5 separate regions of the Homo sapiens genome follow, and all the other regions are linked to region 1. The links are chromatin contacts, found by Hi-C in ENCODE. All regions are on one chromosome and are shown on one strand. The core of a region is the stretch at or near the end of the contact, and the rest is flanking DNA. Distances in the headings are between cores, read along the strand shown.

Evidence for each region. A loop is a pair of places that touch in the nucleus more often than their neighbours do. Pooled maps may share reads with other maps.
Region 2: a loop to region 1 is called in a map of CD8-positive, alpha-beta T cell, with 13 times the contacts of the local background. The contact joins the promoter of TDRD7 here to the promoter of AOPEP in region 1. A Hi-C loop is called at or near these places in 3 of 168 maps with a recorded cell type or tissue (CD8-positive, alpha-beta T cell and naive thymus-derived CD4-positive, alpha-beta T cell) and 7 of 50 pooled maps.
Region 3: a loop to region 1 is called in a map of CD4-positive, alpha-beta T cell, with 6 times the contacts of the local background. The contact joins the promoter of SPTLC1 here to the promoter of AOPEP in region 1. A Hi-C loop is called at or near these places in 2 of 168 maps with a recorded cell type or tissue (CD4-positive, alpha-beta T cell and naive thymus-derived CD4-positive, alpha-beta T cell) and 9 of 50 pooled maps.
Region 4: a loop to region 1 is called in a map of CD4-positive, alpha-beta T cell, with 10 times the contacts of the local background. The contact joins the promoter of ZNF782 here to the promoter of AOPEP in region 1. A Hi-C loop is called at or near these places in 2 of 168 maps with a recorded cell type or tissue (CD4-positive, alpha-beta T cell and CD8-positive, alpha-beta T cell) and 8 of 50 pooled maps.
Region 5: a map of CD4-positive, alpha-beta T cell shows a loop between it and region 1 (6-fold over the local background). The contact joins the promoter of IPPK here to the promoter of AOPEP in region 1. A Hi-C loop is called at or near these places in 2 of 168 maps with a recorded cell type or tissue (CD4-positive, alpha-beta T cell and naive thymus-derived CD4-positive, alpha-beta T cell) and 8 of 50 pooled maps.

The regions. Positions count from the first base shown.
Region 1 is chr9:94,723,975-94,730,306 of GRCh38, forward strand. AOPEP (aminopeptidase O (putative)) reads left to right here and starts at 2,725. Exons shown (of 17, transcript NM_001193329.3): 1 at 2,725-2,777. RefSeq lists enhancers at 2,337-2,506, 2,452-2,994, 2,517-2,996.
Region 2 is chr9:97,409,318-97,415,649 of GRCh38, forward strand. It overlaps TDRD7 (tudor domain containing 7), which reads left to right and starts at 2,779. Exons shown (of 17, transcript NM_014290.3): 1 at 2,779-2,921. RefSeq lists silencers at 2,466-2,815, 2,836-3,045, 3,130-3,424 and enhancers at 2,760-3,261, 3,262-3,761, 3,366-3,625.
Region 3 is chr9:92,113,337-92,119,668 of GRCh38, forward strand. It overlaps SPTLC1 (serine palmitoyltransferase long chain base subunit 1), which reads right to left and starts at 2,077. Exons shown (of 15, transcript NM_006415.4): 1 at 1,978-2,077. The coding sequence starts at 2,034. RefSeq lists an enhancer at 2,580-2,639.
Region 4 is chr9:96,851,522-96,857,853 of GRCh38, forward strand. It overlaps ZNF782 (zinc finger protein 782), which reads right to left and starts at 2,993. Exons shown (of 6, transcript NM_001001662.3): 1 at 2,567-2,993; 2 at 1,332-1,548; 3 at 426-484. The coding sequence starts at 440. RefSeq lists silencers at 2,326-2,415, 2,696-2,765.
Region 5 is chr9:92,667,514-92,673,845 of GRCh38, forward strand. It overlaps IPPK (inositol-pentakisphosphate 2-kinase), which reads right to left and starts at 2,618. Exons shown (of 13, transcript NM_022755.6): 1 at 2,395-2,618. The coding sequence starts at 2,475. LOC107987095 (a long non-coding RNA gene) reads left to right here and starts at 2,849. Exons shown (of 2, transcript XR_001746837.2): 1 at 2,849-3,160; 2 at 5,353-6,332. RefSeq lists enhancers at 1,720-1,889, 2,630-3,079, 3,090-3,139, 3,894-4,188, 4,446-4,615 and a silencer at 2,410-2,589.

The DNA.
Region 1 (6,332 bases), core at 1,475-3,974:
TCCTGCCTCAGCCTCCCAAGTAGCTGGGATTACAGGTGCATGCCACCACGCCCAGCTAATTTTTGTATTTTTAGTAGAGACGGGGTTTCACCATGTTGGCCAGGATGGTCTCGAACTCCTGACCTCAGGTGATCCTCCCGCCTTGGCCTCCCAAAGCATTGGGATTACAGGCATGAGCCACCGCACCCGGCCTGAATAAGAAATTTTTAAACAGGTCTGAATGGAAAGATAGACTTGGGAATTGTCAGCTTACAAACTTACAGGTGGTAGTCACCTGACAAGAGACAAAGTCACCACCCTGGGAAAATACACATCAAGGAGGCAAAGTTTGTGCAGGCCTGCAGGCCTCATATGGACAGCAGATGTGTTTTGTTTGGTCCAAAACAGAAGTTTAATAAAATGTGAATTAGTGAGCAATGTTTAAAATTTGTGAGATTTCATGTAAATATCTGTATATCGATTGGTGTTTTTTTTTCTTTTTCTTTTTTTTTTTTTGAGATGGAGTCTCACTTTGTCACCCAGGCTGGAGCACAGTGGCGTGATGTTGACTCACTGCAACCTCTGCCTCCTGGGTTCAAGCGATTCTCTTGCCTCAGCCTCCTGGGTAGCTGGGATTACAGGCACCCACCACCACGCCCGGCTAATTTTTGTATTTTTAGTAGAGACAGGGTTTCACCTTATTGGTCAGGCTGGTCTTGAACTCCTGACCTTGTGATCTGCCCGCCTCAGTCTCCCAAAGTTCTAGGATTACAGGCGTGAGTCACCATACCCGGCCCTCGATTATCTTTTAAGCAGGGGATCTGACATCACCGGGTCAGCATTCCTGGTTGGCAAAAATCAACAGAGCTGTGGTAGGGACCACGAGCTCCAGATCACCACAGTCTCTATCCCTGGGCTTCACTCCTTTGTGTTAACTGCCCGGCTGCTGTAGGCTTTGGGGTTTGCAGCCTCTGATGGAGCCTAAGAAAGCCAAGGGAAAAAAGAGCTCAGGAAAAGGGAAAGTGGAAGCCAGTGATAGAAACTGAGGAAAGATAGGTGACAGGAGAACCTAGAGGACTGACTTGGAAACAAGCAAAGAAATCAAGTTTGAAAGGAGGTGAAACAAACCTTGTTTTAGCTATATGATCCAGCTATTTGCTTAGGCCCCAAATTTAAGAATTATTTTTGACACTTTTCTTTTCCTTATCTCCCTTATCTAAACTCATCTCCAAGTCTGTCACATCTACCTCAGAATTATTCCTGAAATTTGTCCATTTCTATCATTTCTTACCTGCTCATTGCAAAAGCAACTCTTCTCTTTGCATCCTTTTAAATTGTTTCTCAAAAGTTTCATGTATACACAGCAGCTAGCAGGGTGATGTTATAAAACTAGATCCTGTCACTTACGTGTTGATAACTCTTCACTAGTTTCCCCTTACACTTCGAATAAACTCGTATTCCTCACAGGAACCCAGAGAGTCTGTGCATGATGGGGACTCTCCTTGCCTTCTTGATCTCATCCTCTGTTCTTCCCATGACCTACTTTCTCACTTTCTCCAAGGCACCACATTCTGCCCCTTCCCTATTGCTTGCTCACATGTAGATTCTTCTCTTGGCTGTTCTTTCCTTAGCTCTCCACAGAGTTGGCTGCTTCTCAGTTTACTGAACCTCTTCAGAGGGCACTTTCTTGACATCTCAAATCAAAAGGTCACCTGTCTTCCTTTAATTTCTCAGCAACTTATTTTCCTTCTACTTTTTTTTTTTTTTTTGAGATGGAGTCTCGCTGTCGCCCAGGTTGGAGTGCAGTGGCGCGATCTCGGCTCACTGCAGGCTCCGCCCCCCGGGGTTCCCGCCATTCTCCTGCCTCAGCCTCCCGAGTAGCTGGGACTACAGGCGCCCACCACCTCGCCCGGCTAATTTTTTGTATTTTTAGTAGAGACGGGGTTTCACCGTGTTAGCCAGGATGGTCTCGATCTCCTGACTTTGTGATCCGCCTGCCTCGGCCTCCCAAAGTGCTGGGATTACAAGCGTGAGCCACCGCGCCCGGCCTTTCCTTCTACATTTAATGTTTGCTTTCTCAACTAGAAAGTAATCCCCATGAGGGAAGGCACAGCGTCTGTCTTGTTCCTGGTTGTTTCCCCAGCTTTTGTTAAGGGTGCTTGCCTGGCACACAGGAGGACCTTAAATTGTGGTGGAATTAATATGTGAACAATAGTCACATGCAGCAGAGGTGAGACTAGGCTAAGGAATAAAATTGCACATCTGTATTTCAGTAACTTTTTTTAAATTTTATTTGAAACAGGGTCTTGCTCTGTGGCTCAGGGTGGAGTGTAGTGGCACGTTCATAGCTCATTGCAGCCTCGAACTCCTGGACCTAAGCAATCCTCCTGCCTCAGCCTCCATAGTAGCTGGACCACAGGTGCACGCCACCACACTCGGCTAATTTTTTAATTTTTTTGTAGAGACGGGGCCTCCCCAGGTTGCCCAGGCTGGTGATTTTTTTCTTAAGCTTCATAAAGATTTTGCAATTAGGAATACTAGGGTACCAGGGCAACTCTACAAGCCCTAGCCAGCCAAGCTGCTCGCGCCCTCCTATGACCGCGGCAGCTCCGCGCCTGCGCAGATCTCCCCCGGGCGGTCTCGCCCTCTCATCCTAAGGGGGCGGGCCTAGCGGAAGGCGGGTCAGGCAGAATGCGGCCCCGGGCGCGTGTGGATGACGTCACCCGGCGCGTGCCGGGGTAGCCCGTAGTAACCCCGAGTCTGCGGAAGTGGTGACCCGTGGGACGCGGCTGAGACAGGTAACCTGTTCGCTCCCTGTTGGGTCCCTGCCTTCCTCTCCTCCGGCGTCGGGATGGCGGCGGGGACAGCATCATTCCGTTCTGAAGGCGACGGGGAACCCTCCCTTACCCTCACTTTTGCTCGACCAGCGAGGACCCGCATCCCCTCCTCAGTTCTCCCAGACTCCTGGGGCTGAAACCCATCCTGGGGACTGGGCGGAGCGGTCACATCTTACCACCTCAGCTGTAGAGGTGGCCACGGGCTCTGGCTGTCTTCTCCCCGGCGGCACAGACCTTTCTCAGCCTCTGGGTGCCTCCTCCTTCGTCTCTTGCCTCCAGGCCCTCGGTCACCTGCCGGTCTCGGCTTCTAGCCCCACAGGGCTCATCTCCAGTCTTAAGTAGGCAGAACAGTTTCGATTCGATTCATTTCCACTTGCAGTGAAACCCATCCGCCTCTTCTTCCCCCGGAGGATCTTTACTGAGAGCACCACATTTTGAGTTTTGGGGTCCCTATAGAACATTCATACTGTTAGTCTGGAGTTTTGTTCATGAACGCATGCATGGGCGGGGAGGGGGTGGCACAGTAATGTGATTATGATTATCTATTGTGATAATAAAATATCCACTTAGGATCCAATCCACTGTTGAGATGCATGGAACAGTTAATAGCATTGCATAAAATGCCCCTTGTACCTGATTTCTTTTTGGTTTTCGTGCAATGATGACAATTACCCTTGCAAAGGTAGCCCTCAAAATAAGTAACATAACCCGCTAGGGATGTTTAGATCGCAAAAAAACAACAATAAGGTTCATATGGTTGATAAAGAAATAATATGGGTTATTACAAAACCAGACAGAATAGATGCTGAGTATATGGGACGAGAAGCAGAATTCTGAAATCCTTGATCTCATTGATTGTTTGGTTTTGTATTTTTAAAATACTTTTAGTCTGTTCCATTTTTGAATAGTGTATATTGTGCTTCGTATAAGTCTGGGAAGCCTTCCAATGACTTGCTAATTGGGAAGATTAGATTCTTCCAATATTTGGGGGACAAAGTAGAATAAGGTTAGGGTATAATAATAGTTGCTTACTGTTGGCCCATCTGCTTTATCCCAGGTACTGTGTTCAACACTTTGCATATGTTTTCTCCTTACTTCATACAACCACCTCGTGAGTTAGGAATTATTACCCCCAATTTATAGAGAAGGAAATTGAGTTTCGGTTATATGAAATTGACTTGCTAAAAATTCACAGTTAACTAAATGGCAAAATCAAGATTTAAATTCAGGTCTGAATATAACTTCAAAGCCTGCACTTTTCTTAAAGGACTCTACTAATGCTCAAATTTTAGGCTTTTTACAATAGTTGCACACAATTTTATGAGTTTGTTCACCTACACAAATGATTTAACACTTTTTAATATCTTTAATACTGTGTTAAGTTCCCATATTCCTGGAGTTAAAACACCTGGAAAGCTTAATTTGTGATCCTTCCTGCGTGCGCGCATGCACACACACACACACACACACACACACACACACCATCCTTATTTTTAAGAATGAGATAAATGGCAAACAAGATTGTGCAGTAAAACCCTGCTGTTTGGAGTCCTCAGGGAATGGGTAATTTTACAGTTGAGAGCTTAATACTTCTTTAGAAATGAAAATTTTATTGACTCTTTGAGATGGAAATTTTAAAAATGTACTACACAATTTCTTGCCTTCTTAAACACTCAGGATGCCGAGTAGATTTTTGACCTCACTGTGCCCGGTCGAGGACAGTTCTTCTAAGGAATTTGGCTGTGAGGAGATAAAGAAGAGTTAGAGGGAGATGTGGACTTAAGGGAGGGTTTTGTTCATTTGTGGGTTTTTCCTGTAAGAAGAGACTGGAACATTCACATTTGTGAGGTGGAAAGGGCTTGGAAACAGGAAGATGCTGAGGTCAAGGATTTAGAGGGCTGGATGATTGATGAAGCAAGGTCCCAGAGGCCACCAAAAGACGATCTCCAGAGCAGAGGCCACCTTCAGGCTATGCGGGGCACGAGGGACACTTCTTCCACTCTCCTGGGAGGGATGGGGAGAAGGGTGGGCACAGACGTGAGTGAGTGTGTGGGATGAGGAAGAAATGTGTGGAAGTTCTTGTGTGATGGAGCAAAAGTTCTTAAGTGCAGCAGGTGAATTTGCTGACATTGCGTTGATTTGTTGGGATAGGGATTGAGGAAAGTTGGTAGAAGTTTAGAATAATCACTGAGGGAAAAGGACAGGGTTTGATGGGGAGACTAGAGAGAAACATGAAGGGTTGCCTGTCCAGGAAAGTTGGTGTCCCACCAAAGTTGGAGTCTATGAATATCTAGAGTCAGATATTCTTGTGATCGTGATATTTATTCAGCTTTTGTTGAGCTTAGTAGTTTAGAAGTACAGAAGGTGGATGATTCCATTGCTTAAAGGTTTGGTTTTATAAAAGTTCTGTCAGAAGGATGAAAGAGCAAGAGACTTGAGGTTAAAATGTTCCAAGAGTGTTTGAAGAAATGAACTATGTTATTCTAAAGATGTCCATAGAGGCTGGGGGCACTGTGGCTCACTCATCCCAGCACCTTGGGAGCCCAAGGCAGGAGGATCCCTTGAGCCCAGGAGTTCAAGACCAGCCTGGGCAACATGATGAAATCCTGCCACTACGAAAAATACAAAAATTAGCCAGGCATGATGGCATATGCCTGTAGTCTCAGGTACTTGGGGGAGGCTGAGATGGAAGGATTAGCTTGAGCCCAGCAGGTCGAGGCTGCAGTGAGCTGTGGTGGCGCCACTGCACTCCAGCCTGGGAGACACAGTGATGAGACACTGTCTTTAAAAAAAAAAAAAAAAGAAAGAAAAGAAGACCATAGAGCAGGGAGTCTCTACTTCTGAAACATTTATAATTCTCTGCTGTGGGGGGCTGTCCTGTGCATTGTAGGATGTTAGCAGTATCTCTGGTCTCTGCCTATTAGATGCCTGTAGCAGACCTCTCCAGTGTGATAATCAAAAATGTCTCAAGACGTTGCCAAATGTCTTCTGAGGGGCAAAATCAGCCCCAATTGAGAACCACTGCCATAGAGTCAGAGGAAGCAGATGGATTGGAGAAAATGTTAAAGCTAAGGGACTGGAGTCTCGATGAAAAAAGAAAGAGCTGGCAAGTAAGCAAGAGAAAGAGTAGGAAGACTGGGAGGCTGTGCTTGGAGGTTAGACTATTGAAATTATGTCACAGGTGGAACTCTTCCACATAATGAAAATGTCTGGGCCGGGCACAGTGGCTCACGCCTGTAATCCCAGCACTTTGGAAGGCCGAGGTGGGTAGATCACGAGGTCAGGAGATCGAGACCATCCTGGCTAACGCAGTGAAACCCTATCTCTACTAAAAATACAAAAAATTAGCTGGGCGTGGTGGCGGGCGCCTATAGTCCCAGCTACTCGTGAGGCTGAGGCAGGAGAATGGCGTGAACTGGTGAGGCGGAGCTTGTAGTGAGCCGAGTTTGCGCCACTGCACTCCAGCCTGGGCGACAGAGCGAGACTCCATCTCAAAAAAAAAAAAAAAAAAAGTCA
Region 2 (6,332 bases), core at 1,529-4,028, 2.7 Mb after region 1:
TAATCCCATATGTTGATTGTGGTGGTAGGTACACAATTAAAGACGTTGGTCAAAACTCATCACACTGTACATTTAAATATGTATTATATGTCAACTATCAAAAAAGCTGGTTTAAAAAAAACTAGCTGCAGAGCTTCATTTTTCTTTACATATAGGGCAGTCTAAACATGGAACATCTTTGCAAGGATAAAGGATCTCAAACTTGGGTTCAACTCACATTATTTTATGATTTATTCTACATATTAGACTCTGAAATTTTTTTTTATTTCCTGCTACTACTAGCACTCTTTCCTTTGGCAGCTGCTTTTTACATCTTTCCCTTCTAAAATGTGGAGCCACAGGATGTTGTGAGTACTGCAGAGACCAAATTGGGGCTGGTTGTCTTTTAGGTCTGTCTTGGTCCATTCCTGCTGCTATAACAAAATATCTTAGACTGGATAATTTATAAATAATAGAAATTTTTTTCTTACAGTTCTGGAGGTTTGGAAGTCTAAGATCAAGGTGCCAGCAGATTTGGCATCCTGTGAGGACTTGCTCTCCTCTTCAAAGATGGCACCTTCTTGCTGAATCCTTACACAGTGGAAGGGGCAGAAGGCTCCCTTAAGCCCCTAAGGGCACTAATTCTATTCACAAGGACGAAGCCATCATGACTTCTCAAAGGTCCCACCTCTCAACACCGCAAGAATGGGGATTAGGTTTCAACATGAATTTTGTAGGGACACAAACATTCAGACCATAGCAAAGTCTATTAAAAATCCACTGCAATGTTTGGAGTAGACTGGAAGGGAAAGAACAGAAAGACATCTGAAATAGACTGAAATAGAGCAAAGGAGATGCAGAGAAATTCCAGAGAGAGACATTTAGGCAAACTTAGTCAGGGACCAGATCTAGGATATGAAAGAGAACAGTGTTCAAAGAAAAGCCCTGTTCAAAAACTCTGAACAATTCCCTACCGCCTTTGGGGAAACATCCAAGTGTCTGAGAGCTGGATATCAGGTTTTCCAGATTTACTTCCAATTTTTCTTTGTATTGCCTACTGCATCTTTTCACTGAATCAAAAGCTCTATAAGCACAGGCTTATCCATGAAAATTTGTTATTTAACAGCAGGTGTTCAATATATATTAGTTGATTGTCCATTCACCTTCTGACGGATGTTTGTATTCTTTCCATGTGGGGCTACGGCCAACACAACTGCCATGAGCACTCTTGTACAGGTTTTTGTGTGGACATCTGCTTTCATTTCTCCTGGGTAAATACCCAGGAGCAGAATTGCTGGGTTGCGTGGTAGGTTTGGTACATCCCTACAATACCATTCAGCAATAGAAAGACATGAACTATTGATACATGTAACAACATGGATGAACATAATTTGCTAAATAAAAGAAGCCAGGCAGCCCCCCAAAGGATAGTACATACGATTCCATACATAAAAGTTTTACATATAACTCTAGAAAAAGCAAAATAATCTATAGCAACAGAAAGCAGGTGAGCAGTTGAGGGGGCAAGTGACAGGGAGGGACAAGATATAAGAATTACAAAGGATCACAGTAAAACTTTTTTGGGTGATGGATATGTTCATGATTTTGATTGCAGTGATGGTCTCACAGTGATATATATATATCAAAACTTATCAAACTGTACATTTTAAACATTCAGTTTATTGTATGTCTTATACATGGCAGTCAAGCTGTAATAAAATACCGGTTGAATAAGCAGCAGGTTCTCAGTAAATGCATAATTTATCAAGCTGTACATTTTAAACGTTCAGTTTATTGTATGTCTTATACATGGCAGTCAAGCTGTAATAAAATACCGGTTGAATAAGCAGCAGGTTCTCAGTAAATGCATAATTTATCAAGCTGTACATTTTAAACGTTCAGTTTATTGTATGTCTTATACATGGCAGTCAAGCTGTAATAAAATACCGGTTGAATAAGCAGCAGGTTCTCAGTAAATGCATATCCAATGGTGCAGAGAAGTGTTCAATGTTGGCTGCAGGGATGCAAAGCAGGTGCCAATAAGTGTTGGTGGAATTAATGTGCAGAATAAATAAGTATTCACTTATTAGGTGTTCAATAACTTTAGAGTGAATGAATAAATTTGACAGATATTTATTGCTGATCGTGTGCTAGGCACTATCCTAGGCTCTGGGAATAGGTTAAGGAACCAAACAAAAATCCTTGTGCTCACAGAGCTTTAATTTTAGAAGGATAGCAGACAATAAAAGCATAAGTAAAATACATATAGTGTGCTAGATAGGTGCTAAGGAGAAATAAGGTTGAGAATGGGGATAGGGAAAGTCAAGGAAGGAGGTTGACATGTTAGAGACTGTGTCCACCGTCATTGAAAGGGTAATGCTTGAGAAAGGCCTGAAGGATATGGGCGGACAGAGTGTGTGTCTAGGGCAATAAAAAGTAACTGCTCCAGATGTTGAAGAAAATAATGTGCAGGAGTTGAACTGTTTGGAAGGAGGGTGAGCCCCATAGAAGGAGCCACCCTCGCCCCCTGCTGAGTCCCGGCTCGCTCGGCCCGCGCGTACCTGCGTTGTCCACCAGGAGGCGCTCCCGCACCCGCCCCGCAGGCGTCTTCCGCCGCCGGCCGGTGCGTGGGCACGCGCAGAAACCGCTAGGTGGCGACGGTTTCCCTTCCCACGCGCGGACGCCGGCGTGGGCCGACGCGGCCGGAGCGCCCGCGCGTGCGCAGAGCCGAGGCCAGGCTGCCCTCGAAGCGGGGCGGGGCGAAGCGGGGCGGGGCCGAGCAGGGCGGGGCGGGGGCTTGAGGTGATTCCCAAGCCGCGGGGCGGCTCCGGTGGTGCGGGGAAACCGAAAGTGGGCGGCGGCCGCGGCGGGGCCCCTGGCGGAGACGGCGGCAGGAGCTGGGCCCAGAGACGCGGGGACGGGCCGTGGGCCCCCGGAACGAGGTGAGTGCAGGTCCTGCGGGCTCCGGGCGCGACAGGTGCCGGGCGACGTCGGACGAGATTTCGGGCGGGCGCGGCGCACCTGGGTCACCGGTGGGACCGCGGCCAGGGCCGGGGGCTCCAACAGGCTCGGGGCCTTTTCCCTGCAGCCGCAGGGGATTGCCCCCGCCCCGACGCCTGGGAACCGGGCTGGGCGCCGGGGGAGTTGGAGTTCCAGAGCGTTGTGTTTTAAATCTCTGAAGGGACCCTGCTCCGGGCCGGGCGTTCACGCGGGAGTCGGACGGAGCCTCCTGCCGCCTCGGAAGCTCTGCGCCGTGGGGGAAATGCAGCAGCGGGGTGTGGACGCGGGCGGGAGATGCGGACCAGGAAGTGGTTCCCGCTACCGGCGCGACAGGCCGCAGCCGCCGCCCCCAGCGAGGGATGTCCGCGCTCCCCTATTTGAACCCAAGTATTTTACACCACGAACTTCTCTTGAAGGTCTCTATAATCTGGAGACGAGCCCCAGGCAGGCCGCTTAAGTAATGCAGGACACACATCCCCATTTCTCTCAAACGAGGAGCACCCAGTGGGTACAGAGCACCCAGCTGGGAGGGAAACATGGATCCGTGAGTAAGTTGTCTCTCAACTTTCAGTAGCATCCCCTCAGCAGGGTCAGACTCTCAGCTTCAGCTTGCTAGGAGGGAGCTTGGAGCCGGCATATCTTTCTGCTCCCATTCACTTGAGAGGTATATTTCCATTAATAGCTAAAGGTACCATTCTCAAATAATTTCTAAGAGCAGGGAAGGGAAACAACCACATTAGAACAAGTCCTGGCCCAGAAGAATTCTGATCACCGCCCATCCAAACCAAACCAAACCAAAAAACCACAGATCTAGTTCATTAACCCTCCTACCAACACCTCTCTGCTCTCCAATCGTGCCGGTGAAAAAAATGCAGAGAAATGTTCTCTCTAGAGAGATAGGCAACAGCTTAATAGCAGAAGTAAAACTTGGACCCAAATCCCTGTCTCGTCCTGGGCTGCCTTGATGTGTATGAATGTGTTGCATACTGCAAATAATGTGAACTTTGCAGACCTGGATTGAAATCTGGGCTTCTCATTTTACAAATTGTGTGATCTTGAACAAATTACATGCTTTCTCTTAGCCTGGTTTTCTATGTGTCAAATAGAGGTACCTGGCTTACTTTGCAAGGCTTTTCCAAGATAACCACTGTATATCCTTTGCCTCATAATAATTGCCAAGCAGTATTCACTCTCTTCCTCCCAACAAACGGTCCATGTTTTACATAATTGGATTTTAGTTTTTTGAGGGCAGGGACACAAAGATCTTTGTGTTTACTATATAATATAAATGGGCACATGGTGGATATTTTTGCATTTCCTCTCAGCTGACATTCATTGAGCATCAGTTACGTGCAAAGTACTGTTCTGGGTATAGGGAATTGCCCCTGGGGCCAGCTGGATTAGCACTCACATCTCCTGTGCCCCAATCCAGGGCCCTTTGGTGGCACACAGCCTCCGTCTTTGGTAGTTGCACGGTGAGACTGTGAGGCAGCAGTTGGCAGTGCCTTCAGATTTCAGTCTCTGTAGATTGAAAATGAAGTGTAATCCCCTGCTAATGCCCTTTTAAGTGTACAGGTTGAACATGGCTGAATGAACTATTGTATTGTGCATCAAGAGATTTTAAACTCCTTGCAGAACCCCTCTTTTAAGTTCTCTGTGCAATATAATCTAGCTGGATACTTAATGTGAATATAAAGAAAAAATATAATCCAACCCCGAGTGCCTAATTTGTGTTTGTCAAGTGCTGTTTTCAAGAATTGAGATTTGACATAGAGTGCTTTGCATCTGGACACTTTCACAGAAGTTCCTTGGTGAAATTTTATATTTACGTGAACTGTTGTTTCTTTGTGCCAAACCTGCTTTTTCCTCCCTCCACTCCCACCTCTGTACTTTTGAAAGCTTCATTCTTGTCATTATTTCCCTGTAAGCCAAATATGTTTACAGTTTTGTCTTTCAAACTAAAAGTAATTAATTTTGCAATTTTTAGTTGAAGACATGTATATATGCCAATCAGAACTTGATCAGTGCAAGCTACCCAGTGTGACTTCAAAGTAAGCTTGGCATTTTAGCCTGTGCAGCTTTGTCATGAGTAAGCAAACTCGGTTTTCATTACATATTTGGACCTTATTTCAGCCTTCAGTGAATCCAAGGAAAGTTGAGAATCATGGCTCTTGCCCACCTTTCTTATCTTCCTTGTGAAAAAAAGAGACCTGAAGTGACTTGTCACAGGTAATCAGTAGCGGAACTAGGATTAAGACACAAACTCCTTACTAAGCCACTTTATTATCTCAGGGTTTTTTCGTCTAGTATGTAGACTTATGGAAATCCCTTACTTACGTACATTCGTGGTATGCAGTTAAAATGCACGAATAATTTGGAACTTGAGATCACAAGAATAAAAAAGATAACTCCCTGAAAAAAACTCTTAAGGAAGTATACCATCATCTGAGGGTATTAATCATCTTTTTCCTTTAAAAACCGGTTGGTGAAGGAGTAATTGAAGTGGTAACAGACTATGATTAGAAAGAAAAGAGCATTTAAAAGTGTCGCAAGGTGAGAAATCATTTATTGGGTAAAGATCTTAGGAAAAAATTTTCCCTCTGAGGCTCAGTTTATTGATTTGTAAGATAAGGAGCTTGGGTTAGCCTAGACGATGCCTAAAATGTGTCAGCACAGACATTATGGGACTTTAAGTTCCCGCTGTTGCTAAAATAGTGTCTTCAAGGAGAAGGGCAGTTAGTTATTAGAAGTATATGCCCTAAAGAGATATCCAGATACTTCAAAATTGAACATCTAACTAAAAGAAGCTAAGAGAGATTACTTGGTGTTTTCAGTTTACCCTAATAATTCTTCTGATTTGTTTTAAGATTTAGTGCCACTCGACAACTTAAACTGATGACATGAAAAATGTAGTAAGGAAGATGAGCCAAATCATACAGTTGGAAATAGTTGAGCAAGAAGAAACTTAGAAAAGAGAAGGCATAGGATGGAAGCCAGACTAGCTCAGCTAAAGGCCTTTGACACCAGTAGTTAGAGGAAGCAGATAACATGCAAATGACTGAGCCAGGGAGGATCAATCAATGGTAGAAGGCGTTTATCTGGGATACACCAAAACCAGGTTCTTCAGAATAGGACTTCCTTGGGCCATTTTCAGGTATAGTAAAGAGAAAAGCTGTGAATTTACAAAATGCAGTTTTGAAGTAGAGTGAGAATTATTTTAGGCCACTTAAATTATTTAAATTTTGTTTCCCTAAAGATTGTCATCACTCCCCAACTCCCCACCCCACCTCATGTGCATTATTAGTGTCTTGGATAATTAAGATTAACTGGGTATAAGCGAAGAAAAAAAGGAA
Region 3 (6,332 bases), core at 827-3,326, 2.6 Mb before region 1:
TTGGATTCTAGCAAGCAAACATCTGCCCCAGCCACTAGTTAAGAGCCCACTCCAAAAAGAAATCACCCTAAGAAAAGCTGAGAAACTCTCTCTCTAGTGAATTAATAAAAATCACAAACACCACTTCTTTTCCTTCCCAGGAAATGTTACATACAGGAGTTCTCCCAAGTCTCACTGTTGGACAGTTTCGGGGAATGAGAAGTTACACTACTGTCAGTCTTCAAAAAGGGAGCAAACAACATTTAACAGAAAATAATCCATTTCTTTAAAAAATCATTTATAAAAAAGATCATTCAATTTTAGTGGCTCATTTTAGGTCACTACAGTTAACCTAATACTGGGCATCACTTAATACATGAGCATAAGACAGAGCCACATCTGCTGTCTCTGCTGTTTCAAGATAAAATTCCCAGTATGTCCTGCAATGGAAGACACTGTCATTACCCCTACCAGTAGACGGTGATATTAAGTTTGGTGATATTAAATCATCAAAAGTAAAGTGAAATTCACTTGAAATGAATGTAAGCTCTTTAAGCACAGGGACTTCTGCCTATTTGTTCACCGCACTATCCCTAGCATCTAGATCTGTGTGGTCCAATGTGGACAGTCACTAAGTTACACGTGGCTATTTAAGTTAAATTAAAAATTCAGTTGCAGCTGGGTGTGGTAGCTCATGCCTGTAATCCCAGCACTTTGGGAGGCCAAAGCAGGAGGATTACTTGAGGCCAGGAGTTCGAGGCCAGGCTGGGCAACACAGCAAGCCCCCGTCTCTATTAAAAAAAAAAAAAGATTAGTTGGGCATGGTGGTATGTGGTCCCAGCTACTCGGGAGTCTGAGGTGGGAGGATCGCTTGAGTCTGGGAGGTCAACGCAGCAGTGAGCTGATCGCACCACTGCACTCTAGCCTGGGCGACAGAGTGAAACCCTGTCTTTAAAAAATAAAATAAAATAAAATAAGTTCTTCAGTGCCCAATGAATAGCTCTGCAAGACAGCACGGGGACTCTCAGTTATTAAATGAATGAACACTAAGATTGACATTCTGGTTTCTTATTATCTTATGTATCTGAAATAACTAGGCTTCAAAAAACTCTTAACTATTCTTCCTTTAAAAGTCTACGGCCAGGTGCAGTGGCTCAAGCCTATAATCCCAGCACTTTGGGAGGCCAAGGCGGGCGGATCACCTGAGGTCGGGAGTTCGAGACCAGCCTGACCAACATGCAGAAACCCCGTCTCTAATAAAAATACAAAATTGGCCGGGCATGGTGGCACATGCCTGTAATCTCAGCTACCTGGGAAGCTGAGGCAGGAGAATCGCTTAAACCCGGGAGGCGGAGGTTGTAGTGAGCCGAGATCACGCCCTTGCACTCCAGCTTGAGCAACAAGTGCGAAACACCGTCTCAAAAAAAAAAAACAAAAATAAATAAATAAAAATCGACTAAACTAGTTGTATCTTTATAAGACAGAAAACTGATGTACGCAGAAGAATGACAAACTATTTTTTATTCACAAATCCTAAGTCACTTGATTTCTTTTCGACAAAAACAAACTCCAATTTATTACAATTTTATTCCCCAACGAACTGTACCGTAGTTCCAAAGAGCTGACTTCCTTAGGACCTTCCCAGACGAAGGTGTTCCACTCATTTTCACCACTCCGTTTTATCGTCCGTCTAAACTCTGGTTTTTGCAGACCTGTCTCCTGCGTCCCCTTACACGTGTTCCTTTCCGGAGCTTCCAGGGGACCCGGAGCATAAGAATTCAAACCGAGACCCTCAGTCCCAGCCCCCGCCCCCGCCCGTTCCTCCCTACACTCAACCGCTGGGACTAGAAGCTCCCGGCAGTCCTTCCAGCAAGAGGCACCGAGTCTGGGCGTGACCGAGCCAGTCCCGCCGAGGTCTCAGGCCACAAATCCACACGCGTCCTCCCACCCTCCCCGGGCCCGGGTGTGGTCGCGGACCGCTAATGGCGCGGAGCCCACCTCGTAAAGCGCCTGTACCATCTCCACCAGAACCCACTGCTCCGTGGCGGTCGCCATAGTTAGCCGCTTCCTTCCGGAAGGCGGGTCACAAGCGCGTCCCAAAAGTGCGCGTCGCTGCTCAGTGTCGTTATCACCTCCGCAGAGGGCGGGGCGGCGGAGCGCTGGGCACCGCCTACTCGCACTTGCGCACTGGTTGACAGGAGGCTGGACGGGGTCAGGTGGGATGCCGCAGTTTTTCCAAGAATTGTTTACCTTGTGTCCTATTACCCTCCCTGCTGGATTCAGGATGGAGAAAGTAGTAATGAACGGGCCTTACACTTGGTCATCAGCTGGGCGCAGAGAGTTAAAATGATTGCAATACGTTTACTTTATTTTTTTTTTTTTGAGACGGAGTTTCGCTTTTGTTGCCCAGGCTGTAGTGCAATGGCGTGATCTCGGTTCACCGCAACCTCCGCCTCCCGGGTTCAAGCGATTCTCCTGCCCCAGCCTCCCGAGTAGCCGGGATTACAGGCGTGGGCTACCACGCCTGGCTAATTTTGTATTTTTAGTAGAGACGGGGTTTCTCCATGTTGGTCAGGCTGGTCTCAAACTCCTGACCTCAGGTGATCCGCCTGCCTCGGCCTCCCAAAGTGCTGGGATTAGAGGCGTGAGCCACCGCGCCTGGCCAATACGTTTACGTTTAGTAGCATAAGTAATCCAGCAATGCATTATCATTAAGAAATGCATAATTATACACAAAAATAGCCAACCCATATAGCACTTCCTGTTTTGTCAGACATAGGCCAAGGCTTTGCAGGTATTAAATCATATAGCAGTTTGGTAAAGAACCTTTTAGAGCCTTCCAATGCATATGCAAACAGTATGCACGCGCACATACTTAATTGGATTGGATTTCTTAAATATAATTGAGATCATAGGGACAAGACTTTTCTACAACTTTTTTTAAATTTTTTTTCTAGCATTTTTTTCCTAATATATCTCATATTTAATGGCTGAAGACTTCCATGGAATAATTTATGTATATTCATCGTTCCATTTTATGTAAACGTTTCCCTATTGGTGAATACTTATGTTGTTCCCACCTTTCCCCTATTACAAATAATGCTGCCATAACTGTCGATGTTCCTTGTGTGTATATCTTTCTGTGCATGTTGGAGTTTTTCTGACCAGTTTTTTCAACATGGGATATATCTGAAGACTATGCACGTTATTAATTTTGATAAGTACTGCCAAAATGGCTCAACCAATTAAAATAATTTGGAAGTTTTTCTATGCTCTAGTCCATGATGGATATTATCAATCTTTTAAAAAAATTTGCCAGTTTAATGGAGATAAAATGATACCTCACTATCCTTTATTATTGATGCTTCTGGTTACTCATGAGGTTGTGCAGCTTCTTATATGTTTATTGGCATTTATAGACTGTATGAATCGCCAATTCATATTCTTAATCCATTTTTCTATTGGTTATTTTTGCCTTCTTATGGATTTGTAGGAACTCTATACATTCTGAATATCTTATATTTTTCTGTTTCATATGTGAAAAATATTTTTGCTCAGTTGCCGCCTAGTTGTTTCTGCTCTTTCATCATACTTTAATTTTAAATTTTATGTAGTGCTTCAGTCTGTTTTTTGCCTCTGGATCTGCATATTGCTTAGAAAGGCCTTCTTCACCACATCTATGGTTTCCAACCATTCTTGCAGCAGTTTGTTGTTATTTGCAATTAGCTCTTTACTCTGGAAACTATATTTTTGGATAATGAGAGTTAAGGGACTTAATTATGTTTTTTTCTAAAGGAATAACAATTTTTTGAGTGCCATTTATTTGAGTAACCCTGACTTTCCCCAGAATTCTGAAATGGTACCAGTGCTATTGATACAGGAGCCAAAAAGAAATTATTTAGGCAGATAGTGAAGGTAAGAGAGTCCTCAGCAGAGCTTCTTTCTGAACAAAAAGCAACCCCAAAATTATTTCTTTTTTGCAAAGAGCAGCCTGAAAAATTGAGCTACAAACATAGATAAGCAAGCTGGCAGTGCACGGGAGAATGCTGGCAGTTGTGCCGATAGAAAAAGACTACCTGGAAGCCAGGTATGTTCAATATGGAGACTCCATCTTCCATTTTCTTTGTCACCACGTGTACAGTGAAGGAACAGGCAACATGGCATCAGTCAGGTAGAGAAGCCATCTGCAGAATAAAATATTAGGGTGGGAAGGCCAGCTTCTTCATGCACTATGCAAATGGCACACCTGGTCCAACCAGTCTTTCATTCCCTACGTAAATCAAACGCCACTTCCTCAAGCTCATCTATAAAACCCTGTGCGTTTCACCGCAGAACTGGCAACCCATTTTCTCTGGGACCCCTTTCTCTGCACAGATAGCTCTTCTCTTTCGTTTGCCTATTAAACTTCTGCTCTTAACCTCACTGTGGTGTGTCGCGTCCTAGTTTTCCATGGCTGTGGGACAATGAACCTCAGGTATTACCCCAGATAATGATGCCGCTACACTATGTGCTACATTTCCACATAAGCTGGCGATATGGAGTCCGTGTCAGTGCTCTGCTCACAGTCCTGTGCTTGCGTGCATTTCCTCCCCCGGGTGCTTTCCTTCCAGCAGCCACGCCTGCATTTCTCAGAGGACCCCCTTGAAGGCTGCCATTCCCACGTTTCCTGCTCTCCTGGAGAGTTGGAAGTATCTGAGAATGTATCTTCTCCTGGGCAGTACTTACCAGTGTGGATTACTGATGGTAGCTGGGATATAAATATTGCAGCTTCCTTGCCCTACTTAGCAAGACAACTCTGAGGGGTGAACTTCACCATACTCTCTGCAATTCTGAGTCAATGGTACTATCTGCAAATTCTTTTACACACTCATCAAAAGGCATATCTTTGTGGCAGCTTCTATAAGAGAATACAGCTGCCATGTAGAAAGATCATGTGAGAACCACATAGAAGGGGAAAGAGATGACTAAGGGGCCCCAGCTGCCCCAGTCCCTGGCTGTTTGAGTCTTACTAGTCCAGGTACCAGACGTGTGAGGGACGACACCTTCGAGGTGGCTCCAGTTCCAGCCACCATCTGGTTACCACCACTGAGAGACCCTGAGTGAGGTATGCCTAGCTAAGCCCAGATGACACCCAAATGTGTGGGCAAAAATAAACGATTGTTATTGTTCTAAGCCACTGTTTTGGGATTGTTATATTTTGGGATAACTGGAAGGAATACACCGTGGGACTTTGCTTGATTTGGAACTTTTGCTTGGCCTCTGTATCAGTTTCCTAGGGCTGCTGTAACACACGATCACAAACTGGGTGCCTTGAAACAGCAGAAATTTATTCTGTCACATTTCTGGAGGCCAGATGTACAAAATTAAGGTGTTGACAGGGCTATACTCCCTCCAAAGGCTCTGGGGGGAGAAGACTTTTTTTGCCTCTTCCAGCGAGAGCCTTAACTTAGTTACATCTGTAAAGAACCTTTTTCCAAATAGGCCATGTTCCCAGGTTCTATTCCCTGATTCGAATGTTAACATGTCTTTTTGGGCTCTACCATTTAACCTACTATAGTCCAACCTCTGGCCTTCCAAATTCACATCTGCCTCATGTGCAAAATACATTCATTCCGTCTCAACATCTCCAAAAGTCTTAACTCTCACCTAAATATCATAAAAATTAATTCAAAGAGTCTCAAATATTCACATATAAATAATCAGGTGTAGGTGAGTCTATGGGTATGAGCTATGCAAGGGCAAAATTCCTCTGCATCTATTGACTAGTGAGACTAGAAAAGAAGTTACCTGCTTCGAAAACACAAAGGTGGGCCACGTATATGATAGACAATCTCACTGCAAAGCAGAGAAATTAGAAGGAATAAAAGGGTCATCAATCCCAAGCAAGTTAGAAATCCAACAAGGCAAAGTCATTTGGTTTCAAGGTCTGGGAATAATCCTCTGTGGCTTGAAGCTGTGTCTTTTGGGCTCATGGCTTCATAGGCCTCTTTGCTCATGGCAACTTGGTAGGTCTCTGCTCTTGAACATTCAGCCTCTACCCCTGTGCCCATGACCCTGTCCTCATAGTGATTCTTCCTTTTTCTTGAAGGGCAGCACATGCTGATACCTGAGTAGTTCTATCAGTCCTCTTCTTGCCTGAAGAATTGTGCATATCTGACAGCCTCTCTTTCACTTTGTCCTGTCTCAGCCCCTTCAGGCCAAGCTGACAGTGTTTCTTCTGGTACAACCTTCTCAAGAACTTTTGAGGCTCCCATGTATGTCACAGGGATCCATGCCATTAGATAAAAGAACCCCCACAGATCTTTCCTGGATAACGCTGGATCTATCCTTGGATCCGTGAGATAATTGAGGGA
Region 4 (6,332 bases), core at 1,743-4,242, 2.1 Mb after region 1:
TGTGAACACAGAAATAAAAATCCTAAATTATTACCATAAAGTGCTAGGAAAACATGTAAGAAGCAACTTACTACACTCATTAGCAACTAGGGTCTATACAGGAATTCAAGTTACTTTTAGAAAATCCATTATATTATTCACAATATTTACAGATTCAAGGACACAGCTATAGATTTATTCTGATACATAAAAAGTATTTAATATAATTCATGTGCATTCATGACTAACATGACATCTTGGCAAACTGGTAACTGGAGGGAACCTACTAACCCTGACAAAGCTGACAGCAGAGTTCATGGTGAAACTGTATATATTTTCCCTCAAGATTTACTTATCTATTTCTCCTTTTCCATTTAATGCAAGGGCCTATCTAAACCTCATAAAATCCATTACAATACAAAGTGGGGAATGAATAAAAAGCTTACCTGAAATGTGTTCATTTTCTGTGGCTCTTGGGAGAGTATAGAGAACTGTAAAGCCTCAGCTGGGGGGACAGAAAGAGGATGTCACACGGTCTCGCCTACCTCACAGCTCCTAGATTAGCCTCCCCAAATCTCAGCAACCCAGTTGGAGAGCAGCCTTCCTAAGGTAACAGGGCCCTTCAGGCCTTGAAAAGGCATGAGAAGCACCACGTAGAGGTGGCACTGTCTACGACAACTCTGAAATAATTATGGGGCTTAAACTGCTGTTTTTTATTGAGTGAACATAAACTTTTCCCAATTGATTTAACAATGCACATGTGCTTCTAACACACACACAAAAATAAAGACAATACAGGATTAGTTGAATTAAAGTACACCACAGGGTAAGACACTATTCTTTCATTAAAATTAACCTAGCAGGTACTGTGGTTCAAGCCTGTAACCCCAGCACTTCGGGAGGCCAAAGAGGGAGGACAGCTTGAGCTCAGGAGTTCAAGACCAACCTGGGCAACATGGCATGACCTTGTCTCTACAGAAAATAAAAACTTAAAAAATTAGCCAGGTGTGGTGGCATGCGCCTGTGGTCCCTGCTACTTGGGAGGCTGAGGCAGGAGGATCACTTGAGCCCAGGAGGTAGAGGCTGCAGTGAGCCATGTTTGTGCCACTGCACTCCTGCCTGGACAACAGGATGAGACTCTGTCTCCAAAACACAAAATTAACTTAGCAGAAAAATATTCAGTGTGCATCATTTAACTATTTTTCTTAGTAATATTATTTACCCTTGGTATAGACAATCCACAGAAAGTCTTATAAAAGAGATGAGATACTTTAAGGCAAAGAGTTTTAGATGTTTTAACTGGGATGTATTTCTCAAAAGGCCCTTTGGATAAGATGCTTTTGGTGACTCACCTGTGAAAGAATGAACGGAACTGTTTTCCTCCTGGCTCTACCACAAACGAGGGATCCCCGGAAACTCACTGAACCTTTCATGCCCAATGTCTTTAAAGCTTTCAAAAGAATCAGAAGTAGATAGCCACGGAAAACCCTTCATGTATCATCATGCATGGGATTCTATGAGGTAGGGACAAAGTCTCCAGTGTCACATATGTTAACAGCAGTATGGCATCTGTAAAGAGTGGAGAACAAAGCGACTGGGGGCTACTTTGGGATCTGGGGACAGAATCTCCGGTTACCCCTACCCTCAGACCTATGCAATGATGTGGCCTTTCCTGAGCAGCCTGTCCCTGGCCACCACCTAGCCCATTTTGCTCTTCTCAAAGCTGGCCCAAACCACCCACTGTCACCCATTGTGTGGTGGCTTCTGGAGGCTTCACCAAGTCTGGCTCATTCTGGGAAGGAGGATCAAGAACTGCTTCTGACCATACACATCTAGGATCTGCTCCTCTGTGGGCTCTTCTGCCTCTGCTCTGAAGCTCGGGAGGGAGGCCTAGGTCTGAGAGGTGTTCTCTTCCAGGTAAAACTGTTCACAGAGACCCCTGCTTCCCACCTCGCAAGGGCTGCTCTGTTCAAGGAGCCTGCGACCTGACCTGAGAAACCATGTTAGTGGCAAAAATCTGACTCTTAGAATTCTTTACATCAGACTTAAAAGAGAGACACCCTGACAATGCAGAAGGGGCCAGGAACCTGTCTGACCCAAGAGATCTGAAGACACACCAGAAATCCAGACTACATTTGACACATGGTAAGATTCCATCTACATCCACTCCCTGAGTATTTGGGGACATGACATTCTGCTAAGTGCTGTGAAGGCTGCAATGCTGGTTTTAGGCAGGTGTGATATTAGCGCCTGAAACGGGAAATAAATCACACCTGCCTTTGAACCCCAGCTCCCTCACTGCTAGCTTGTGACCTGAGCCTCAGTTATATTTAATGCAGATGTGGTTGTGAGGTATACATAGGCACCCAACGAATGGAACAAAGTGTCTTCTAAATATAACAGCAGCAGTCCGCTCATGGCTTAGTAGCCTACAGTCGGCTGTTTGCTTTACAGGTGGTGACTTAAAGTTTTAAACCAACGCCATGAAGCAGTCATTATTAATACCCTCACTTTCAGATGAGAAACCTGACTCTCATCCACGTCCCTACATTCGCCTCGGCTTCCAGTTGACAGAGATGGAACTTACCCGGGTTTTTCCAGCTCCAGAGCTCGGGGTCTCGATGCAGACCCACCGTCCGGGGATTTCGGGCACGTTGTCGCCCGCGTTACAAATGCGCTTTCCCCACCCCCGCCGCCGCTCGCGCCGGGCTCCGGTCCCGCACACCGCGGCCCGCACCCGGCACCTGCTCCGGACCAACGCTCAGCCTCAGCCGCCCCGGGAGCCAGCGGCCGAAGTCCCTCTCCAGCGGCCGGGAAGGCCGAGGGCCCGCCCGGTCGCATCCACTGACACAGGGGGCGGGGATCCCACAAACTTCCCGCTTCCTCTCCCGCTTCCGGGCACAAACGCTGTCCTCCCGCCCCAGCTGCGCCCCCTCTACTTTCCGAGCCGACCCCCGAGCTTCCCAAACCGCTTCCCGGGAGTCTCGAGAACCCAAATGAGGAGGCGGGGCTCTGGCTGCACAGGCGCAGAAGGAGCCCAGGAGCCCCATCCCAGAGTGCTGCGCGGCGAACCAGACTCATTCAGGACTACATTTCCCATAAGCTCTTGCGTCCGCCTTCGACGTGACTCCTCACGTTTCGGCGATTCAGAATTGGCGGGGATGGAGTTTTTATGAAGTCTCCCGCTCAGGCTCTCCAAGAACAGGGAGAAGTTAAAGGTTAAAACTTAAACGCTACTGACAAATACAAAGAGTAGCCCTCCATTGGTTCCCGGTTGAACCAACATTTTTTTTTTCCGTAAGACTTTCGGAGACAATTGGGAAGCTGAATATGGATTGGGAATTGCAAATATTGAAAAAAAGTACCATTACTTTTGTGAACTGTGAAAAAAAATTAAGAATTTTGTAGAAATTTTTTTTTTAAAAAAAGGGATCACTACTGAAGTATTTAGCATTGAAATGATATAACTTTGAATTTACTTTACAATTTTATACATTTTCAACCTGGAACCTCCACCTTGTCTCTTTACAGCCTACCCGACCCATTGACCTGTGAGCCCTGTCCTGGCGCCCCCAGGCGTGAGGGTTCTAAGGCGGGTCGAGCCCGGTGCTGCAGGTGTTAGAGAAAAGCTTTTGGTTTTTATCCCTTAACATTGCTTCTTGCCGAATTCTCTTATTGATTCAACATATTTAAATTTAATGTTAATTATCTTAGGTTTCCATGCGCATTAACGAATTTTCTTGCTTTTTGCTGATTGTTTTTTATTTCCGTAGGTTATTGGGGAACAGATGGTGTTTGGTTACATGAGTAAGTTCTTTAGTGGCGATTTGTGAGATTTTGGTGCACCCATCACCTGAGCAGTATACACTGCACCCCATTTGTAGTCTTTTATCCCTTGCCCCGCTGCCCTCCGCCATTCCCCGCCAAGTCCCCAAAGCCCATTGTGTTATTCTTATGCCTTTGCATTCTCATAGCTTAGCTCCCACTTATGAGTGAGAACTACGATGTTTGGTTTTTCCACTCCTGAGTTACTTCACTTAGAATAATAGTCTCCAATCTCATTCAGGTCGCTGCAAATGCCATTAATTCATTCCTTTTTATGGCTAAGTAGTATATCATCAGATACATACCACAGTTTCTTTATCCAGTTGTTGATTGATGGGTATTTGGGTTGGTTCCACGTTTTTGCAATCGCAAATTGTGCTGCTATAACCATGCATGTGCAAGTATCTTTTTCATATAATGACTTCTTTTCCTCTGGGTAGATACCCAGTAGTGGGATTGCTGGATCCAATGGTAGTTCTACTTTTAGTTCTTTAAAGAATCTCCACACTGTTTTCCATTGTGGTTGTACTAGTTTACATTCCCACCGGCAGTGTAGAAGTTTTCCCTGTTCACTGCAGCCATGCCAGCATCAACTATTTTTTGATTTTTTGATTATGGCCATTCTTGCAGGAGTAAGGTGGTTTTGATTTGGATTTCTCTTATCATTAGTGATGTTGAGCATTTTTTCATATGTTTGTTGGCCATTTGTATATCTTTTTTGAGAATTGTCTATTCATGTCCTTAGCCCACTTTTTGATGGGATTGTTTGTTTTTTTTCTTTGATGAGATTGATTTGTTTGAGTTCGTAGTAGATTCTGGATATTAGTCCTTTGTCAGATATATAGATTGTGAAGATTTTCTCCCACTCTCTGGGCAAAGTGAACAGCTGAGTAAAGATTAAAGGTGAGCTGCGAGGTGTTGTTACCTCAGAGGGTGCTCTGCAGAAGAGTATATCCATGAGCTACTTGAACTCTTTAAATCAAAACAAAAGGAAAAAAGTTTATTCTAAGCAAGTTTATTTCTTGTCTGATGGTTATTAGATGGGAGAACATTGCCAGATCTAAGCTACCAACCTCAAAAATGTTTTCAAAAACAAATGGTTATTGAACATCACATTTTACAGAGATTCTGCTCCCTTTCTCCCGCCCTCCCCAGAGAGAGCAGTCCTGCATGCGAATGATCAAAGGTCAGTCTTAGGACAACAATGAGAAAACAAGCTATTTAGATAAACTCCTCTACATTCCCTTGTTATTTGCTTTTTACTATTAACTCAAGGTAAGAGGATCAGGCTGCCTTCAGCCATAACCCTTTCCTAAAGCTTTTGCAAAACCTTCTGGCCTTCCAAGAAGGTTTGCCCAGTTCTTTGTAGGACAGATGATTGATAGATGTAAAGTAATTCATGAGTAACCCTGCTTAGCAGGGTTAGAGGAATCCCAGGGATACATAGACTGGCAGCTGTTTCCACCTTAAAACCAACAGAATTGTCTAAGTTGCAGATGATGTAAGACAGAACAATTTTTATGATGTGATCATGAAGATGTGAAAAATAGGGGCTGTAAGAAGGACCATTCTTTATACACGTGCATTCCTTATCAAGCCAACAACTGACTATGGGGAATGTTTTACAACCTCAGAGACCTGCGCCTGCCATGCTGCTCTGCACAGCAGCCACTGGGGGGCTCTCTTGACCGCAGTTTTTTAAGCTAGTGCCCTATATAGAAGGGTAAGTTTTTGTGAAAAGATTAACATTTGCTCACTATCACATGGGTTTTACATATTCAAGCTTGACGTACTTGTAAAGTTCCCATCTGCCTACCAGCTAGGTGTCAGACATTACATGTGGTAGGCACTTGAGGATTTACTGAATGACTTTAAATCCACACTGGGCCTGTGTGTGTGCTGCCTTTTATGAGTGTGAAGGTGACAACACTGCCTCTTTTCATGATGCCCTTGGCTGAGATGACCATCATTCTTGTGACTAAAACTGGGCTGTACATTTCTATGGGCACAGTAGGTAGCAGAAGTATCTGACCTATGATTGTGATATGGCCTCTTGCTCTGCCTGATCAAGCAAAGTCTCTGTAGAACATAAGAATAAAAGGCACTTACTTTCTGGTCAAAACCAGAAGAAACCTGTCATTCCTAAGAGTTCTTATTACAGCACTCAAACTAAGCTAAATCAAAGGCCAGTGCTCTATTTTGCAGATTTACATAGAAAGACTTGAAAGTTATGCTGATATTGACATTTGTCCAACCAAACTAGAAGAGGATTGTCTTGTCACCCATTTATCTTGCTGTGGAGCGATGACCATGAGGTTGCAGGGAGTGTGAAAAACTGCAGGCTCTCTGAGAACATTTAATCTGATGACATGTGAGTTTGTAAGGTTTTTGTGAACTTTCTGATAATTTTTCAATATTTTTTTGCTCCCATAAACTTAACACTTTAAGAAATATTTTTAAAGGTTACATTGTGCAGATGATGGAAATGGACATGAAAACCACATCTTTCTATTAGCTTTAGAATAACA
Region 5 (6,332 bases), core at 1,368-3,867, 2.1 Mb before region 1:
GGGAAACATTTTCTCATGAGACTATGTGCAGTGATAATCTTCAATTTCAAATGATGAGCTAAAAACAACAACCAAGCAGGAATGAGCACAGTAAAGCAAGTTTAGATTTAAAATAAAAAATGAGGCTGAGTACAGTGGCTCACACCTGTAATCCCAGCACTCTGGGAGGCTGAGGCGGGCGGGTCATTTGAGGTCAGGAGTTTGAAACCAGTCTGGCTAACGTGGTGAAATACAAAAAAATTAGCCAGGCATGGTGGCAGGCACCTGTAATTCCAGCTACTTGGGAGGCTGAGGCAGGAGAATTGCTTGAACCCAGGAGGCAGAGGTTGCAGTGAACCAAGATTGCGCCACTGCAGTCCAGCCTGGGAGACAGAGCAAGACTCCGTCTCAAAAAAAAAGAATGAATAGCATAGGTCTAGAACAGCCTGGTGGCTGTAGGTAAATTTGAAAAGGTGAAAGAAAAAATAAACAATCAACCTGGCGTGGTGGCTCACGCCTGTAATCCCAGCACTTTGGGAGGCTGAGGTGGGTGTCACTTGAGGTTAGGAGTTGGAGACCAGCCTGGTCAACACGGTGAAACCTCATCTCTACTAAAAATACAAAAATTAGCTGGGCACGGTAGCGCATGCCTGTGATCCCAGCTACTCGGGAGGCTGAGGCAGGAAAATCGCTTGAACCTGGGAGGCGGAGGTTGCAGTGAGCCGAGATCGCGCCACTGCACTCCAGCCTGGGCAACAGAGTGAGACCCCGTTTCTAAATAAATAAATAAATAAAAATAAACAATCATTACAATCAGAGCTGTGCAACAGGGTAGGGCCAGGCTGCCCTGGAGATGCCTACTCAGGGAAGGGGGTGGACACATACTTGTCTGGAACGTGCAGAGAGATCCAAGTGCCAGAGGCAACTGCGTCAAAGCCTCTGCTCTTTCAACATGGGTGTCCTTTTGCTCCAAGCCTGAAACTTGCTGCTTCATCTGCCACTACTTTTGAAATTTAATGTATCAGCCCTCACTAAAGAAAAGTCTTAGGTTTACCTAAAATGCAGAGATACATCTAATCTTACCAAGGAATTGGAAGATTAGTATTTGTTTTGGGAAAGGATTCAGGGGATCAGCACAGTAACCCAACAACAAAAGGACTCACGCAGAAACATCCCTCACTTTGCCAATAGTGGACTACACAAGAGAAGGACAGCTTTAGGTTAGCCTGGTCCATTATTAATTCACCTAAAGATCTTGAGCAAAGCTTGTAGTCTCTGTTCTTTAGTTCCCTGTGCTAATGAGCAACAAAATCCAAAGGCACAACCTAGGGGCTACCTGGGTGTTTGCAGCTTACACTACAGCTGACCAATGCACCCAGCATAGGAACAACAGAAGCAAGGCAGGACTCCACTGCCTACATCATCCCTGACAAGCTGTTCGACTCGGGCAATGCCCTTAACCTCTCTGATTTTCACTTTATTTATCTGTCCAAGGGATGACAATTATCACTTGCTAAGCATAACTTGATGGGTTCCTGCGTAACTGGTCTTTGCAACAATCCCACAAAGTGAATTCTACTACTAGTTCCACTTCACAAATGTAGACACTGAGATTCCTGTGCCTTTAACACCCATGCTCTAACTCCTCCCTACATGACACCTATCCTCGCCTCCCTCACCCCCCTCCCCCGTTCCAGCCGGCCACATTCCTGCGTGGTTGTACCAGACAGCAAAAGGTCAGAGAGATCTGGGCCCTCACAGAAACCCACACGCTTCACTCTTGGGATTCACCTTTGCGAGATCTTACTGCAGTTTCTAAAACTTTCACCCTCGTTGAATTCAGGTGAAAGCCTTCAAATTCTAAAAGGTTGAGAAGAGGACCTGTGGACAACATCCCCTTACTATTAACAGCACAGCAATTCCGTAGTCTCACGAGGCTGAACTCTTTTGGTGCTGAGAGTAACAGCACTGTGGGCACTCTGCTTCTTCCTCCAGTGCTGGCCGGGCCCTCCGTCCCAACCAAGCCTCCACCCCACTGCGGCCTGGCAGTCCGGCGGGCATCCAGGCGGGAGGCGGCACCGCGTGAGGCTGAGCGCGGCACCGACGGGGCGGGGAGGGGGATGTGGAACTGACTCTGACGGGGAACGGGAATACTGAGGGGACGACAGACCGGCCAGGAGAAGGATCTGGGGCAATGGGAGACTGACCCAGTAGAGAGGGGATACTGGGGTGATGAGGAACCCAAGCGGTAGGGGGGGATGCTGGAGGGTGGGGGAATTCCGGAGACCGGCCGGGGAGGAGGAAGGTACTGGGGGGACGTGGAACCGACCCTGTTGAGGAAACGGATAATGGGGGCGGGGTGATACCGGCCGTCGGAGTGAGGTACCGGACCTGCGCCGCACGTCCACCGCTCACCTGCGCGTGGGCCACCACCAGGCTCTTATTGCCCTCTCCGTGGTACCCCCATTCATTCTCGTCCATCTTCCCCTCTTCCATGCCCAGGCGCAGCCCTGGCGCCTCGCGGGCTAGGACTCGGGGACGCGAGCTGGGGGCCGCCCGCCTCGCTGGGAACCAGCCGCTGCGGTCGGGGGAGGAGCGCCTGTCAGCTGCCGCCCCCGCTCGACCCCGCCGCGGCGACTAGCAAGCTGTGGCCGCCGGAAGCCACGCCCCCGGCGCCTGCCATGACGGAGTCGGGCAATTCCGGGTTCGTGACACTTTCCTCACACCGATCGCGACGGTGGATGGGCCGGCGGCCATCTTAGGTACTGGTAGAGCGACTCATTTCCGGAACGCGGTCTTGGGAGCCGGAAGAGAAGCTTCCGGCCTCGGCGCCGGATGTGTAGCTGGCGGAAGGAGCCGGCGGCTTTTCGGCGCCCGGTAGTGACCGGCAGTCCCCGGGTAGCCAGGGTGTCTGGGTGTTGGGACCGCTTAGTCGCGAGACCCCAGCAAACCTCTTGGCGTCTCTGAGCCTCAGCTTTTGCTTCTGTAGAATAGGGTGTACTCATCGTACATTTCATGGGAATACCTAACGCAGTCATTTGGATGGTCCTGTGAGGTAGAAAACATTGTCCAACGTTCTACGCGAGGAAATGTGGCTGGGCCACAGGACTGGACTCCCCAGTCCCGCTTTTGCCTGAAGACTTCGAGGGACGCAGTTGGAGCGCAAGGCTCCTGCTTGGCGGTGAGGCAGAGGGCTAACGACCTTCCTTCTCCTAAATTCACTGATGCGGCGGCAAGAATGGCACCGCCTCGTAGAGCTACCGCATTTCCCAAACTCGTAGTCTCAGGACCACTTTATACTCATAAAAATGAGGGCCCCAAGCTTTTGCTAATGTGGGTTACAGCTATCGATGTTACCACATTCTAAGTTAAAATGCTTTAAAGTTTTTTGTTGTTTCGTTTAAAAGTAAACAGCCGGGCGCGGTAGCTCACGCCTGTAATCCCAGCACTTTGGGAGGCTGAGGCGGGCGTATCACCTGAGGTCAGGAGTTTGAGACCAGCCTGGCCAACATGGTGAAACCCTGTCTCTACTAAAAATACAAAAATGAGCCAGGTATGGTGGCGCAGGCCTGTAATCCCAGCTACTCCGGAGGCTGAGGCAAGAGAATCATTTGAACCCAGGAGGCGGAGGTTGCGGTAAGCCAAGATCGCGCCATTGCACTCCAGCGTGGACGACAGAGTGAGACTCCATCTCAAAAAAAAAAAAAAAAAAAAAAGTAAACATTACATTCCACGCCCACCACCAAAATAAAGGAGTGGTATTGTTTTACACTTTTGCAAATCTTTTTAAAATCTGACCTAATAGGTTCTCACATGTGCTTCGGCATTCGGTCTGCTGCAATATATTGCATTGGTTGACATACACATTGTGAAGAACATCTGCAGTTATGTAGTTCACAAAGAGAGGACCTGCAGACCCAACTTTGAGAACGGCTGGGCACCTTGCCAGGCCTTGGGAATTGTAGTGAAATCAGGCCAGTGACTCAGGAAAATGAGCTGAAGGCTTTGAGCATCTCTTTCCTCCATTTTAGGCCTCAAAAGGGAGGCTGGGGCAGGGCATGGTGACTCATGCCTGTAATCCCAGCATTCTGGGAGGCCGAGGTGGGCGGATCGCTTGAGCTTAGGAATTCCAAACCAGCCTGGCAACATGGTGAAACCCTGTCTCTACAAAAAATTAGCAGGGTGTGGTATCTGTGCCTGTAGCCCCAGCTACTTGTAGGGCTGAGGGGCTGAGGCGGGAGGATCGCTTGTGCCCGGGAGGTTGAGGCTGCAGTGAGCCGTGATCAAGCCACTGCACTCTAGCCTGGGTGACAAAGCAAGATTCTGTCTCAAAAAAAAAAAGTGGGGGAGGCTGGGTGTGGTGGCTCACGCCTGTAATCCCAGCACTTTGGGAGGCCAAGGCGGTGGATCATGAGGTCAGGAGTTTGAGACCAGCCTGGCCAATATGGTGAAACCCCATCTCTACTAAAAATACAAAAATTAGCTGGGTGTGTGGTGCACGCCTGCAATCCCAGCTACTCGGGAGGCTGAGGCAGGAGAATTACTTGAACCCGGGAGGTAGAGGTTGCAGTGAGCCCAGATCGTGCCACTGCATTCCAGCCTGGGCAACAGAGCAAGACTCCGTCTGAAAGAGAAAAAAGGAGGCGGTGGGGGGGGGGTGGTGGGGAAGCTGGGTGGGAGGTGGCTCAGGACCCTCCACAGGGATGGTTGAGAAATGGGGGCAGAAACAGCCACTCCTGGAGGTAAGTAGCTCCCAACAGAGAGAGAGGACCTTAGGGCTCACAAAATTCAGTCCTTCCCACGCCCCCACAAGGCCAGGGAAGCTTAAACATGACTGCAGTTGAGTTCCTCAGCACCCTGCAAAAAGGAGAGTTGGGGTGAGATTAAATAATATATTAAGCATTAAAATATTTCCTTGAAACCTCTAAGGTGCTAGAAATGTTCTGTATCTTGATTTTTTCCCCCATGGAGGTGTATTATATCCCTGATACTTTAAAATTGCCATTATATGGTGATGATAAAAAGCAGATTCATGCTGGGGATGGTGGCTCACGCCTGTAATTACAACACTTTGGGAGGCCCAGGTGAGTGGATCACTTTGAGTTCAGGAGTTCAAGACCAGCCTGGCCAACATGGTGAAACCCATCTCTACAAAAAATAACAAAAAAATTAGCTGGGCATGGTGGTACACACCTGTAGTTCCAGCTACTCAGGAGACTGAGGTTGGAGGATTGTTTGAGCCCAGGAAGTGGAGGTTGCAGTGAGCTGAGAGCACACCACTGCACTCCAGTCTGGGTGACAGAGCCAGATGTTGTCTGAAAAAAAGGTTTTTTAAATCCAAATTTGGTTTTATCATTCTTTTTAAATTCACAGGCAACAGCACCTGGGCAGACCATGCCATTTCCCCTCCTGAACTCGGGTGCTTTGAAAGAAGTATAGGGGGCCGGTCGCGGTGGCTCCCGCCTGTAATCCCAGCACTTTGGGAGGCCGAGATGGCCGGATCACCTGAGGCTAGAAGTTCAAGACCAGCCTGGCCAACATGGTGAAACCCCGTCTCTACTAAAAATACAAAAATTAGTTGGATGTGGTGGCGTGTGCCTGTAATCTCAGCTACTTGGGAGGCTGAAGCTGGAGAACTGCATCAATCCAGGAGGTGGGGCTGCAGTGAGCTGAGATCCTGCCACTGCACTCCAGCCTGGGTGACAGCAAGACTCCGTCTCAAAAAGAAAAAAGAAACAAATATGGGGACGAACAGTGGGAATGCAGAGGAGAGGGTTCCCATCTGAGGAGGCTGGAAGAAAAGAAGGCTGGAAAAGAACCATGAGAAACACATGTCTGTCGTTTAAGCTATACAGCCTATGGTATTTTGTCATGGCAGTCTGAGCCAAGAGAGGGAGCAATTTAATTAGATGTGTTATGCTCTTCTATCTAGGTCCCATATAGATTGCCAACACTGTTAGTGCTTTCTCCTTTTGTGTTAAAAAGGAAAGATAGAGGAAGGGAGGGAAGAAGGAAGGATGGAGAAGAGAACAGAAAAGTAAAATGAAAATGTCTTCTAACCATATTGAAAAGCTATCCAGGGCCGGGCACGGTGGCTCACGCCTGTAATCCCAGCACTGTGGGAGGATGAGGCGGGCGGATCACAAGGTCAGGAGATCGAGACCATCCTGGCCAATATGGTGAAACCCTGTCTCTACTAAAAATACAAAAATTAGCCGGGCGTGGTGGCAGGCACCTGTAGTCCCAGCTACTTGGGAGGCTGAGGCAGGAGAATAGCTTGAACCCAGGAGGCAGAGGTTACAGTGAGCTGAGATTGTGCCACTGCACTCCAACCTGGGCGATAGAGTGAGACT